Linked DNA regions of Homo sapiens: all the other regions are linked to region 2. Evidence: chromatin contacts called from ENCODE Hi-C data. All regions are on one chromosome and are shown on one strand. Each heading gives the region's core, a stretch centred on a gene start or an enhancer-like site at or near the end of the contact. The rest is flanking DNA. Distances are from core to core; before and after follow the strand shown.

The links. Hi-C counts contacts between places; a loop is a spot of excess contacts on that map. Pooled maps may share reads with other maps.
Region 1: a loop to region 2 is called in a pooled map, with 30 times the contacts of the local background. The contact joins the promoter of FARP2 here to the enhancer-like site in region 2. A Hi-C loop is called at or near these places in 6 of 37 single-sample maps with no recorded cell type and 4 of 50 pooled maps.
Region 3: a map of CD8-positive, alpha-beta T cell shows a loop between it and region 2 (7-fold over the local background). The contact joins the promoter of ARL4C here to the enhancer-like site in region 2. A Hi-C loop is called at or near these places in 2 of 168 maps with a recorded cell type or tissue (CD8-positive, alpha-beta T cell and naive thymus-derived CD4-positive, alpha-beta T cell) and 8 of 50 pooled maps.
Region 4: a map of naive thymus-derived CD4-positive, alpha-beta T cell shows a loop between it and region 2 (9-fold over the local background). The contact joins the promoter of LINC01237 here to the enhancer-like site in region 2. A Hi-C loop is called at or near these places in 1 of 168 maps with a recorded cell type or tissue (naive thymus-derived CD4-positive, alpha-beta T cell), 1 of 37 single-sample maps with no recorded cell type and 7 of 50 pooled maps.

Annotation. Positions count from the first base shown.
Region 1 is chr2:241,355,035-241,358,624 of GRCh38, reverse strand. FARP2 (FERM, ARH/RhoGEF and pleckstrin domain protein 2) reads right to left here and starts at 2,340. Exons shown (of 27, transcript NM_014808.4): 1 at 2,237-2,340. RefSeq lists a silencer at 2,003-2,552.
Region 2 is chr2:237,693,241-237,696,680 of GRCh38, reverse strand. The region is part of intron 1 of LRRFIP1 (LRR binding FLII interacting protein 1); the gene reads right to left. Among named protein-coding and RNA genes, the nearest start is that of LRRFIP1, 67 kb to the right of the region's middle. RefSeq lists an enhancer at 1,920-2,099. Within about 2 kb of position 1,385, at least 23 of the 41 ENCODE cell types and tissues checked have a DNase peak (open chromatin) inside an H3K27ac peak, as active enhancers do; they include CD8-positive, alpha-beta T cell, where a contact is called at or near this core.
Region 3 is chr2:234,494,890-234,498,378 of GRCh38, reverse strand. It overlaps ARL4C (ARF like GTPase 4C), which reads left to right and starts at 1,298. Exons shown (of 2, transcript NM_001282431.2): 1 at 1,298-2,367; 2 at 2,543-3,489. The coding sequence starts at 1,793. The coding sequence ends at 2,573. RefSeq lists an enhancer at 263-1,036 and silencers at 1,221-1,510, 1,621-1,720.
Region 4 is chr2:241,879,517-241,882,876 of GRCh38, reverse strand. LINC01237 (long intergenic non-protein coding RNA 1237) reads right to left here and starts at 1,514. Exons shown (of 4, transcript NR_110220.1): 1 at 1,399-1,514; 2 at 242-317. LOC105373978 (a long non-coding RNA gene) reads left to right here and starts at 1,550. Exons shown (of 3, transcript XR_924077.3): 1 at 1,550-1,762; 2 at 1,860-2,008. RefSeq lists an enhancer at 1,494-2,084.

The DNA of each region.
Region 1 (3,590 bases), core at 1,091-3,590, 3.7 Mb before region 2:
CAAGCTGATATGAAAGTGGGTGAAGGAAAAATAAGAACAAAACTGAAAGGACAAGCAGCAGTAAGAAAAATCTGTTACTGTCCGAATATAGAAGAGGTATTGATGTGACTAGAAGCAGGGGTGTTTGGAAAGGAAGGAAGCAACTGAATTCTTTGGGCCAAATGGATTTAAATGAGCTCACATGGAATTGCCCATGCATTGATCTTTGCTTTGGCAATCCAGTTCATACCATTCCCTCTAAACAGGATAAATTTGCTTAATTATTGCCTAATTTTTTCTCTACTGTTTTTTGTAAATATCCAGGGTTAGCTTGTTCTACTTTCTACTCGGATTATTTGTCCACCTGATAATAATAATGGCTAACATTTATTAAGCACTTACCTTGTGCCAGGCATCTTGTTAACACAGCTTTTTTTATTTATTTTTTTATTTTTTTGAGACAGAGTCTCGCTCTGTCGCCCAGGATGAAGTGCAGTGGCACAATCTTGGCTCAATGCAACCTCCACCTCCTGGGTTCAAGTGATTCTCGTGCCTCAGCCTCTCAAGTAGCTATGATTACAGGCGTGCGCCACCAGCCCAGCTAATTTTTGTATTTTTAGTAGAGATGGGGTTTCGCCCTGTTGAGCAGGCTGGTCTGGAACCCCTGAGCTCATGCAATCTGCCTGCCTCGGCCTCCCAAAGTGCTGGGATTACAGCCACTGTGCCTGGCCAAGTAAATTTTAAACTCATTTTTTGAATAAGGAACCTGAGGCAGAGAGAAATGAATACACCTTATATCAACTTCCTCTTTGGGAAAGGAATTAGTATACAAGGAACCTGGAAATTTACTAACGACTGATAGTCCTATAGGTAAATAAGCCAGCAAACGTCTGCAGTCCAGGAAACTGCATCATCAGCATTTAGTTTGTTAACAGTGAACCACCTAATGAGAATCTGCAACAAGGATAGGGCACATGAGAAGTACAGATGGTATTTGCAAGTACCCTAGGTGTGACCCTAAACTGGTCATTCCACCTCTCTCAACCTCCCTTTCCTCTACTTTAAAACGGGGCTGTGCAACTTGGTCATGTCTCTGAAGAGTTTTGGAAAACTGAATAAATAACGAGCATGAAGTGCTTCCTAAACCTTTAAGGACCTCAAAAAACAAAACAAAACAAAACTTTCAACAAGCAGATGTAGAAAATTTAAATTATATTTGGCCTACAAGTAAAGGTTACTCCATGCTTCCCTACCTCAAATGTCCTCTCCCATCTCTCTGGTACTGAGAAAATCTGTGTCGCCTGTTATAAGGCAGTCTACACAAGACCAACACGCTAACCCACTGCCACCTCAGGGTTATCAAACATTTACACAGTGGCCCAGACAAAAATATCCCACGGAAACAAAACAAAAACAAAAACCCAGAGAGAAAAACCACCCTTTAAAGATTTGGCCTTGGGTTTTAAATTTGCCCATCCCTTTTTAACACTATGTATTGACAATCTTTCCTTCAATGATGCCTTGTTCTAATTTCTGCTTTTCACATCCATTAATGGCACATGATAGGCCAGGGGTTGCTGCCATAGCGTAAACGGAAAAGGTGCCCGTAATTCGGGTGTGTAATGTACTGGGCCATATTCTGGTCCCCAGTTTTCATGGGTTTCCCAAAGGCTACCCACTGGCTTATGAGTATTTCTAGCCCTTAGTGGAGTAAAAATATTAACACCTAACACTTGATTCCCACCTTTAAGATACAATTTAAAGAAATGCTAAAAAGGCAAACGGCTCAAAATGCCTCCACCAGGCACCTCCAGGCCCATACCCTGCGGGTCCCTATGGCCCACTCTGGGGTGTCCTTCCGGGATGGGACACTCCCCGGCCCACGGCCCTGCCGGCCTCCACGGGGCACAACTCAACCCGCGAGTCCACGCGGGACACTCCCCGGTCTACAGCCCCACCGGCCTCCTCCACGCGGCACCCCTCAACCCGGGAGTCCACGCGGGCCACTCCCCGGCCCACCGCCCCGCCTGCCCCCACGCGGCAGGCTCCCTACAGACGGACGCTCCTCTAACCCGGACCCGCCTAGGAGCTCCAGCCGCCTCACGATGGCCTTCAGAGGCCGGGCGGGACCATCTCTGGTGGACCGCGGCCTCAGCGCCCCCCCCGCCTGGGCCTCTCGCCTCGGGCCTCGGGCTTCGCCGCCCACCCGGAGAGGCCCACCCCTGCCCCACGCGCCCAGGCCGCTTCACGTCCTCACCCTCGGCCTCTCGCTCGCCCGCCGCGTCCTCACCGGCCTCGCCCGGCCTCCGCAGTCGCAAGCAGCAGCCGCCAGACTCGCGTCGGCGTCGCCTGCTCCCAACTGCCCGCCGGCAGCCCCCGCGCAGCGCGCCCCGCCCTGACCCCGCCCCCGCGACGCGGACGCGCAGTCGATTGGCCTGCGGGGCGCCAGGGCGGAGCCTTCCCGTCCCGCGGCCTGAAAGCGCAAGATCGAGTTCTGATTGGTGAACGGACGGAGAAGGGGCGGGAGCAGGCAGGCAGCTGCGTAGGATATAAATCTGTGCAGCGCTCGGCTCGTTGGGCGGGGCGTCGGCTTGCTGAGCGAGGCAATGTCCTAGGCGAAGCCAAGGCTCGCTGGGCGGGGCTAGATCTTGGGCGGGGAGTCGGCTCGTTGGGTGGGGCTAGGTCCTGGGCGGGGAGTCGGCTCGCTGGGCGGGGCTAGGTCCTGGGCGGGGAGTCGGCTCGCTGGGCGGGGCTAGGTCCTGGGCGGGGAGTCGGCTCGCTGGGCGGGGCTAGGTCCTGGGCGGGGAGTCGGCTCGCTGGGCGGGGCTAGGTCCTGGGCGGGGAGTCGGCTCGCTGGGCGGGGCTAGGTCCTGGGCGGGGAGTCGGCTCGCTGGGCGGGGCTAGGTCCTGGGCGGGGAGTCGGCTCGCTGGGCGGGGCTAGGTCCTGGGCGGGGAGTCGGCTCGCTGGGCGGGGCTAGGTCCTGGGCGGGGAGTCGGCTCGCTGGGCGGGGCTAGGTCCTGGGCGGGGAGTCGGCTCGCTGGGCGGGGCTAGGTCTTGGGCGAGGTCTAGGCTCGCTGGGCGCGGATAGGTGCTGGGCGAGGCCTAGGCTTGCTGGGCGCGGATAGGTGCTGGGCGAGGCCTAGGCTTGCTGGGCGCGGATAGGTGCTGGGCGAGGCCTGGCTCGCTGGGCGGGGATAGGTCTTGGCCCGGGCCTTGCCGGCTGTCCTTGCACCCTTTGGCTCAGTCCCTGGCTGCCAGCCTCCTCCTTCCTCCAACGCATTGCATCCCTCGTGGGACTACAGGGACCGAAGGGGATCATCGAAGGATCGCGCGAGGCTGTGCTAAGGCTGAGACAGGCTGCTCCGTGGTGGCGGCCAGGACGGCCTTCCTCTGGCCTAGGGACCCCCACCCGAGAATGGAAGACTGACTTGCTGTGGCACACTTCCCTTCTCTTGAGAAGTTCATTGAACTCCTATGTGTTCTTCAAGACCCTACCCATCGTGCTCTCCTAGCCCGGCCCTGTCACCCACTGTCACCATGTGGCTGTTGAGGGAATAATTAACTTCAGGAAACACCCGGGCACTTAAGAGACTCCTCCTATGGTGCTGTG
Region 2 (3,440 bases), core at 136-2,635:
GCTCCACTGCTGACTAGCTGTGAGGGCTTGGAAAGTCCCTGACCTTTCTGAGCCTCAGTTTCCTCTTTATCTGAAAAACTGAGAGAAAACGATCTGCTCCCCATGAGGTTACAGCAAGGGTTAGAGAAGACCTTCACATAAAACACCAGGTGGGCGCAGCAGGGGTTTGGTAAATATTAGCTACTTTCACTACTTAGTGTCTTCTTTGACAGCTACTGACCTAAGAGTATAAATCCGGTTCAGAGAAGTTTAGAAGCACGATGAGAAGACAAGCATGCTAAGGCACCCACCTAGCAGAGAAGCAGGAAAAACTGGGGAAACTTCAGAGGAGGGGGACAGAGGTTCTCAACCCACAGGGAAAGCCCACTCCTTTCCCTAGGAAAATCACACAGCCACGTGCCACATACAGTAAAAAAGACAGAAGGATCACAGGTGGCGTTGCTTTGATCATCTTCATTACACAAATAAATGAAACATTTTGGTTAAAATTAAGAGTAAATCTTCATTATAGTGATTTAAGATAAATTACTTCTCTACTACAAAGTAGTTATACTTTAGATTCAAGGGAAAACTACTTACCTAGTTTTAAAGTTGTAAAGTTACAATCCCAAGGAGAAACCACTGGAAACACTGGCCCTTTCCAAAATGAATGAATGAGTCTCGGAATACATATAATTTCTGTTGCCAGGTGTGTGTGTGTTTTGGTTTATTGTTTTGGAATCTGGCCTGGGGCAGGGGGATTATACTACTGGTCTATAATCAAATACATGGCAATTTTGAATGATTAAATCTTGCATGTAGTCAAAATATTTAATTTGGGAGAAAGAAACGAATTTACTTAATTTTATCTAGGTAGTCTGAATAATAAAAGTTCTAGTAAGTCCATTCCATGAAAACAAGCTTCTTTATTTAAAAAAAAAAAACAAAAAACAAATTTGGGCGGCCTCCAGTAATAACAGTGAGGTAATAAAAATCCTCTTCTCCTGTCCCATGTCTAACACGTAGTGAGATGTAATGGACTTACTGATTGGTGAAGAGGTTGGTAATCTAAACATTATGGCCTCTGGGGCTTCAAGATCACTCCTTTAAATACGAGCAGATATTCTGGAAGCACTGGCATATGAGTAACCAGTCATAAACAATTCCTTTGCTGAGTCACACAGCCTGATTTTTCGGGGATAAGAAGTTCCTCTTGGACATTGCCTTTTGAGGACCAAACATGCTGCACCAACATTTAGTCTCACAATTCTGTAGGGATTGGATAAGAATCTCACTATAATCAGGTAACTCTCCAATCAACTTCGCTGAAACACCGTTCTGCAACTATAAATAACTTGATTTCCTGTGCTCAGCATAAGTGGCAGTTGAGACTGCAGGGTTTTTTGAAATTTGCTAAGGAGGCTTCCGCTGTGGGATATTAACTCAGGCTGAACAGAAACTGACTCTTAAAGAAAAAGGGAAATTTAGTCTCCATCTTTGCCCCAGTAGGACACTCTCAATACTACTAGAAAAGACCTACCTTACTATATTTATGTCTTACCTGCCCGGGGAAATGACATGCCTAAAACACACACCATATGATTCCACGCTCCACCATCTCAGACTGAGCTAGAGCAGGGCCAGCCCGCCTCGTGCCAACTGATTCATCCCCATATTGGTCAAGACTCCACTCTCCCACACCTGGGGACCCTGGCCCAGGTACCTATAATGAGATGGGACTTGGGAGACTGTGTGTCCACGCTCTCCCCTAACAGCCCTTTCTTGGGACAGTGCTGGTCATTTAGAAGGGCTGAATGCTAATCAGTATGTGGAAAGAGAGCGGGGTGACACAAGCCATCGCAAACACAGGGAAGTTACAAAAGCTGCAGAAATGCACAGTGTCTCCACTGTCCGCATCGGACCCTCTCCTACAGCTCCAGGGCTGGTGCCCACTTGCTGAAGAAGCCCAGGCTCCCACTCAGATCCTGCTTTTGTCTTCTAGTTGAGGTGGAGCTTGCCAAATCTACTTCCTCTGACCAACCCGGCTCTCCTCTGCATGGGTGCGGCCCCCAGTCCCTCCTTTCCGCAGGAGACCCATCCCTGAACCCACGGACACAATGCAGAGCAAGAACTGGCACAAACCAGTGTGAAACACCCACAACCACTTTCCTGTGCCTATACCCAGCCCATGGCCCAGGGCAGCCGCTGGGTGACGCCCTACCCCCCACCCATGATGACCCCCAATTCCCATCACCACTCAGCACATTTCCTTCCCTACCTGAACATTAGCCTCTTAACAGGAACTGCATTTTGCTTTTGTTCACCATGTCTCACTCTGATACAGTTTTTGCTACCATTTACCAAGAAAAGCTCCTACAGGTTCACAACTTCTCTCTGAAAACCCTTGGGGCCATGATTCAGAATTCAGCATTTTTGGACATTAGAAACGTAGTAAGATGCATACACCATATATTCTGGTACAACCCAGAGTAGCAGCCCTTAATCAAAGACATCAACAAGACTGCAGAGAAACGTAAGAAAATTCACACTCAGAGGGATCAGTGAAGACCAAAACTAGCCCCCCATTGGACAGGGCAAGTCTCACTGCCAAAATTCTGCCACAAACTTATAAAAACAAAACAAAACACAAACCTTCCGGTCTTCAAAGCTTATTGGGTTCTGGAACTGGGGGTGAGGGACAGTGGGCCTGGGCTGATCACATAACTACTCAGTTGGACACAGTCCAGACTTTCCTCTCCCTTCCTCCCGGCAGCATCTCGAAGTCATCTGAACCCAGACCCGCCCAGGAGGCTCCCAGCCTTAAGTAATAGACCCTGTAGCCAGTGCCTTAGCTGCTCCAGGTGTGCCTCTACCTACTCCTCTGATTAGCCTGTCCCTAGTTTCCTCACATCCTGTTCTCAATGTTTACTCTTCCCTTCTCCAAGGACTCTAAGTCCAGCAGGCAGCTCTTCACCTCCATCCTCCTCCTGCCATCTATGGTGTCCCAGGCTGCTCCTCAGAACACTGGCACCGCTCAACCACATTCCCACCCTTCCTTCTTTCAAGAACCCTTCCCTGATGGTGATTCAAGGGTCTCTCTTCCCAGGCCCCTAGGAACTAATTAGTTGAAGGGGTAAAAACCGGCTCCAGAGGGCTGGCCCACTGCCAGAGTTTTAAACGAAGTCACAGAAAAACCACACTAAAATGGACATTTAAAAAACAGCAACCATCTGACAAGCAAAGAACTGGCTTTTCAGTATGAGTTCATCAGACTCTACTTCTACACCTCTCTCTGGCATTTCCTAATAAGCTCTCCCAAGGTCAAGGCAGTCTGATTCATCTTAAATCTTACACACACACCCAGTAGATGATTAATTTCTACCTGATGAAAGAGTGATTGTTTGGGGCTCATACTTTTACCAAGATCCCACGAACACCTGATTAAGTGGAAAGCTAGGGTT
Region 3 (3,489 bases), core at 49-2,548, 3.2 Mb after region 2:
TAAAGTATTTCTCTAAAATTCTAGCTTTTATTCATAAATTCTTAGCATTTTCATTTTCTTCTCCCTTGACCCCGTTTCCGTCGTTTCTGTCTCATAAGCTAGAGCTGGGAAGATGCGGTCGCCCATGCTGCGGCCTGCTGTCTCCTGCGGAGCAGCTCTCCCCAGATCTGTGTGTTTGCCATAATATACTCTCACTTTTCTCCGCACCCAGAGAGGATATACATTTGTTACATGTTTACAAACCAGAATAAAACCATTGAACTGAGGTGACAGGAGGTGGAACCCGTGGAATATCAGTGTTTGTAACCCACTGCGCCACCAGCTCCAAGCTGTAGACACATTTTCTTTCAGCCCCCGGGGCTGGTGTTGCCATTTCTGCGGAGTAGTTCACCTGCGGGCAGGTGGTTCTCAGTTCCCAAAGTCGGGTGGCAAGGGGTGCTCTCCCGAAATGCTGACGCTTCCCCTGGGATGTCAGCAGAGTCGATGCGGACGAAATGAGGTAGCCCAGGCGTGTCTGGGAGGGTGAGCTGTCCGAGCTACTTGGGGCAGGTAGGTCTTCTAATCCCCCATCGCGGCCTAGGTCCGACCCTGCCCCAACCGCCGCCACCGGGCAAGAAAGGCTGGGCCTCCAGGGTGCCCTGGGCACAGGCCTGGGCTCCGGAGGGCGGCGCTGGCCGGGTGCAGCCCCCTGGAACCCAGGCAGGAGGCGAGCCTGGGCGTCACTGGGGGCCGGGGCCGGCGACAGCCGCGGCGCGAGGGTGGGAGGGGACGCGCCCGGCTGGATCCAGAGCGCAGGCTGGCAGCTCACCGAGGCCAGCCCCGTCCCGTCCCTTCTGGGGTTTGGAGGCCCCAGCCTCGCCGCCCTCACTCCCCAGAGCGGCGCTCTCCCAGTCACCCTGGGGGCCGCCCTGCCCCGCCTCGCGCCCACAGAGCTGGGACCCCGGGACCCACTCCCTCAGGCAGGCTGCGTCGCCCACGGCTGCGGCCCGGAGGGGCAGGGGGCGGGCTAGGACCCGGGCGGGGATTCCGGGAGCCGAGAGCTATTTTTGCAAACGCGTCAGCCGCTGGGGAGGAAGAGCCGGCTCCGCGCCCATTGTGTCTGCGCGGCGCGGCGCGGGAGGGGCCGGGGGGCGGCGGGGGGCGGCGGGGACGCAGCGAAGCGCGCGAAAACGGCCGGCTGGGCGGGGAGGACCGCGCCTGACCCCCGGCGGCGGGCGGGGCGGGGCCCGGGGCGGGTCCGGGGGCGGGTCCGGGGCGGGGCGCGAGGGGGCGGGTCCGGGAGCTCTCCGGCCGCTGCAGGCTGGCGGCTGCTGCGGCGGCGCGGGGACTGTGAGGCTGCCGAGCGGACAGCGACTCCCGGGGAAGCCCGCGCTCCGGGAGCGGGAGCGGGAGCAGGAGCAGGAGCAGCGCCGTCCCAGGCCAGAGGCGAGCGCCGGGCGCCGGGAGAGCGGAGAGCCCGGGCAGCTGCCGGAGCGCGGGGGCGCGGCCCGAGGAAACCACAGAGCGAGCCCAGGCCTGGGGAGGGCGCCGAACATCTGAGGCGGCTTCGCGGGAGACAAAGCCGCGCGTAGAGACGCGATGCCCGCCGATCGCGAGCCCGGCCGGCGAGGGCGCGGGGACTGCGGCGTCTGAGCGCGCCAAGCCGTGCGCCCGCGGGGACGCCGAGCCCCGGGGCCGGTGCGGGCGGCGGCGGGCGGGGCCCAGGTGCGCCCGGCCGCGTCGGGCCCGTGACTGCTCGGGGGGCGGCGCCCTCCCGCCGCAGCCGCAGTGGCTGGCGCCGCAGCCAGGAGCCATGGGCAACATCTCCTCTAACATCTCGGCCTTCCAGTCCCTGCATATCGTCATGTTGGGCTTGGACTCGGCCGGCAAGACCACGGTGCTCTACCGGCTCAAGTTCAACGAGTTCGTGAACACGGTGCCCACCATCGGCTTCAACACCGAGAAGATCAAGCTGAGCAACGGCACGGCCAAGGGCATCAGCTGCCACTTCTGGGACGTGGGCGGCCAGGAGAAGCTGCGGCCGCTGTGGAAGTCCTACAGCCGCTGCACGGACGGCATCATCTACGTGGTGGACTCGGTGGACGTGGACCGGCTGGAGGAGGCCAAGACGGAGCTGCACAAGGTGACCAAGTTCGCCGAGAACCAGGGCACGCCGCTGCTGGTCATCGCCAACAAGCAGGACCTGCCCAAGTCGCTGCCGGTGGCAGAGATTGAGAAGCAGCTGGCGCTGCACGAGCTTATCCCGGCCACCACCTATCACGTCCAGCCGGCGTGCGCCATCATCGGCGAGGGCCTCACCGAGGGCATGGACAAGCTCTATGAGATGATCCTGAAACGCAGGAAGTCCCTCAAGCAGAAGAAGAAGCGGTAATGCGCCCGGAGCGACCGGGGAGCGAGCGAGTGCGTCAAGAAAGAATGAATGGATGGATGGATGGTTGGATGGATGGATGGATGGATGAGCGAGAACCCGCGCCCGCGAACAAAGAGCGAACCAAAGCGATGCTTCGAATTTTTAAAACGGAATCTCTGCACCCAAATGCAGGACTGGTGACTTAAGGAGCTGCGAAGTCTGATTTACCGGCCTACTCTCGACCTGCCCCCCACCCCCAGCTCAGGGGACCTTTTGTCTGAACGCCAGAGCTACTGACCAGGTCGGGGGGCCGCGGTGGGGAGTGGAAGAGCCGGTCCTGCTGTCCGCCCTCCCAGCCCCAGGTGGAAGGCTCAGTTGTCGGAAAGACAAAAGCGATTTCTTCCCACTCCTGCAGGGCCAGAAGTTCAGGCTGCCCCGCCTCCACTGGGGGATCGCACCTGTGAATTACCTGAGGTATGCATTTCCCAGAACCGTGGGCGTACCCACCTTGGGGGGCATGTTGGTTCTGGGGGGACCACCTCTCCTTGCATTCAGGGGCTGTGAAGCTGAGTAATTTTCGGTCACAGGGCAGGCCCCTGTTGAAATTTCATTTGTCCTGCTCTGGGCCCAAAGGTGGTGGTGGTTTGGGTCATCAGAGGACTGCCTGGGACGGTTCAGCGGGCACGGAGCGCTGTGCTGGCCTGGCTGGGGATGGCCGCGGAGGTGCCCTTTTCCTGGTGCTTTGTGGTGGCTGCAGAAGACCAGTTTTGTTGAGAACTGCTTTTCAGCCTGGAATCAGACATCTTCCAGATGGTTTGGACCCTGTCCATGTGTAGGTCATTATCACACAAAGAGACCAATAAAAATAAAAAAAATAAAAAAAAAAAAAGACGAACTATTGGAGGTGGTGGCCAATGATGCATTTACTGTTTGCAGGATAGTTAAAGGTGTTTAAAGGGTAAGGCTTTTGGTGTAAATGCTGGATGGGGTGTGTGTGTGTGTGGATATAGGGACCTCCCTCTGTACTGTGTACTGTGTAATCGGCATTAATACCTAGACTCATATGTATGGAATTTTAAATTCTCTTAGCCTACTGATTGGTTTGGATGAGCACACCAGCTGCAGGTGTGTGCTGAATT
Region 4 (3,360 bases), core at 265-2,764, 4.2 Mb before region 2:
ATGCTTCTCAGAATAGAGGGTTTAAAAAATAAATACACACATAAAGAGATTCTTCTAAATAAAGCATGGGTCAAAGAAGAAATCCAAAGAAAATTAGCACTTATTTCAAATATCCATCAAAATATTACACAAAAATTGTAGCATAGTCTTAGAGGAAGATTTGTGACTTTAAATACTGACGACATTTCAACAAAGAAGGTACACAGTGATCAATACACTCATGAAAGGGTGTTCAACTCACCCGTCACAAGGAAATGCAAACTAACGCCTCACTGAGATCTGCCAAACTTCTGGTGCCGACTGTGACCTGGCCGCGCCTGCGGGGGGCAGAGGAGAGAAGGAGACTGGGGGTGAGGTCCACGTGTCCCAGGCAGGGGGACAGAGGCCAGAAGAAAGTGGCTGCGGGTGAGATCCACATGTCCCAGCCAGGGACGGAGAGGAGGGAGAACCGGACAGCAGCATCTGCTTCCAGCCACGTCACGTGTTTGGAGAGGCGGTGTCACCTCAGTGTGAGGAATGGCCACTCAGGACACGTCTGGACTTCCTCCCAGCCACCTCTCACCAGGGATCAGAATCCCGGCCCCGGGGACCCTCGACCCATAAACATCTTGGGCCTACAGCACCACCAAGCACGCCACAGCCTTGGCCTGGGGCTGCTTCAGAGACACCGCACGGAGGGCTTCTCACTTCCCCAGCCAGGAGCCACCCACGCTGCACCCGGGGAGGCCCCAGTTGCATCTGTCCCACCTTTCAGACCGAGCCAGCCAGAGGCGCCCAGAAAGACTATGCCAGGCCTCAGCTGTGTTGAAACCCAGGTTGGGGACAGTGGCAGGACCTGTGCCAGCGTCTGCCCTTGCTCCTGGCTGGATTCAGTTACTTGGCTGGGCCCCAGTGAAGGCGCAGAGGGCACCACCACCTGCACAGGAAGGGAAGGAAGCCCACAGCAGAGCCAGCACACGTGTGGCCACGCCCCGGCCCAGCCCCCCCTCACACGTGGCCACACCCCCTGCCCAGCCCCCTTACATGTGGCCACACCTCCGATCAGCCCCCTTCCACACGTGGTCACGCCCCCTGTTCAGCCTCCTCGCACATGACCACGCCCCCGTCCAGCCCCCGCACACAGGGCCACTCCTCTAGCCCAGCCCCTCACACGCGTGACCACGCCCCTTAGTCTCCTCGCTCGTGGCCACGCCCCCTGCACGGCCCCCTCGCGCGTGGCCACACCCCTGTCCAGCCACACACACACACACACACACACACACACACACACACACACACACACGCTGGGCCACGCCCCTACCCAGCCCCCTCACACGTATGGGCACGCCCCTGCTCAGCGCCCTCACACGCATGGCCACCCCCCGTCCAGCCCCTTAACGCGTGCTGCCCCGTGCCCACCTACAGCGGCCTCCTCCGCACCAGGGCTGACCCAGTGTGGGGTCCAGGTGGGCTCTGGTAGGCCCCCGGGCAGAGCTGTGCCCCGCGTCACTGAGGATGCACAGAGAAAAAGGAAGGGGCGGAGGAAGCGGAAACCCGAGCAGCGCTGCCTGGGCGTGGCAAGCCCGCTAGTTTTCCCGCCCGCTCATCTGCTTTCCCTCCCTCCATAATAAGTGTGGCACCTGGAGTGTGTGACTTTCATGATTTTCTTTTAGGAGAAACATAACGCAGTCCTCTGTCCCGCCCCTCCTGCAGGGAATGGTCATGGGGGCGTAGTTAACCCCATGCGTGCGGAGGTACACCTTGGAGCCCAGCGCCGACACAGGTCAGGAGAGTGTTAGCCACTGCTGAATGACTCCTGTTGTGTGCAAAATTGTTTTGACTTTTAAAGACTACACACAACCCATTCTGCCATTATTTAGGGTGAATTATACTGCTGGGTCACAAGAAGAAGACGTGGCTCCTCTTGATGCTGAGGGAGGCCTGGAAGTCATTGCTGGGAGCTTGGGAAGAGGGCTCCCCGAGGCAGAGCCTCCCAGGGGACAGAGGCGGCCCAGCGATGACCTGGGAGGTGAGCACAGGTGTGCGGGGCCCCTCGGGGCCCACCATAAGGCCCCACAGCAGGCCCTAACCTCCCCCATGTGTCCTAAGGCAGTTCCATTTGCATTGGCAATGGTCATTTCACTACTTCTGACCTGGAAGCGAGGTATATGTTTGGAGGTGACACGAGGCTCCCAAAGGGGTGCTATAGGGCGCCTTTTCTTATTTTATAAAACTTACATCGAAATGAGCCGCACCCTGAGGGGCAGCCCACCTGCTCACCCCTGGAGGGACTCTCCCAGGGCTGAGGGTCTTCCCCAGATGCTTCACCCGGGCTCCTCCAAGTGTGGGGTGGCCTTCAGTCTGCTGCGAAGAGGATGTGGGGTGTCTGGCAGCCACTCTGCTCTGGATTTGCGGGAACCTCTGCTGCCTCCCTGGTGCCCCTTGATTGGCGCTGGGTCTAGGAACCCCCTCTGGGTTGGAACTGGACTTGAAAAGGTCATTTTCTGCCTGCACCCACCAAGGCCACCTGGGGCTGTGGAGCCAGGAAACCCCTGTCACTCTCCTCAGATGCTGGCCCGAGGGCACCCTCAGTCTCCCTGAGTCCAAATCACCTTTTCTTCCCAAATGACCCAGCAGCCTAGGCCAGCCCCAGCTGGAAAGACTGCTCCCCTCTCTCCTCCGCTCTGCTCCCCTGCCCTCTCTTCCCCTCCCCTCCCTTCCTTTCTTCTGCTGGCGGAAGTCCTGTGCCAATCCCACATCCACATCCGTCACTGCACTCCTGGATCACACCTGGACAGACACAGAACTAGTCCTGGGAGTGATCCCAGGGCCAGGACCCTAGTAATGAGTTATCTAAATGTCTCTGGGTGTCTGGAATTGGTTCTCTGCTCCAACTAGCTTTAAAGGCATTCACGCTCTGTTCCCAGGGGTACCAGGGTGCTAGCTGCCCACAGGAGTAGCATACAGGCACTCAGATTGCCACCTGCAGACATCTGTAATCAAATGGCCATAGGATGCCTGGCCCTGGGCATCAAGGGAAAAATTTAGGGGTGTAGCTGGGTGGGCGGATGCTTCTAAGTGTGCTGGAGAACTTGGGGAAAAAGAGAAAGGCCTCCAATTTAGCCCCCAAAGTCCCAGGCAAACAGGGACACTTGCCATAACAGGTGGAGACATTCCCCAAAGGCTGGGAGGCAGAGTGGAGGCATCGCCAGGACCCCAGCCCTCTGCTGCCTCTCCTGTACAGAGGTACAAAGTCCCAGGCCCCAGAAGGAAAGGGAAGGAGATCCCCGAACCTCTGCTCCAGCTAGGACCTCACTGAGGCCCAGGTGGTGTGACCCTCCACCTACCAGCCAGCCCGGGGCCCGGATCACAGCGTGGCCA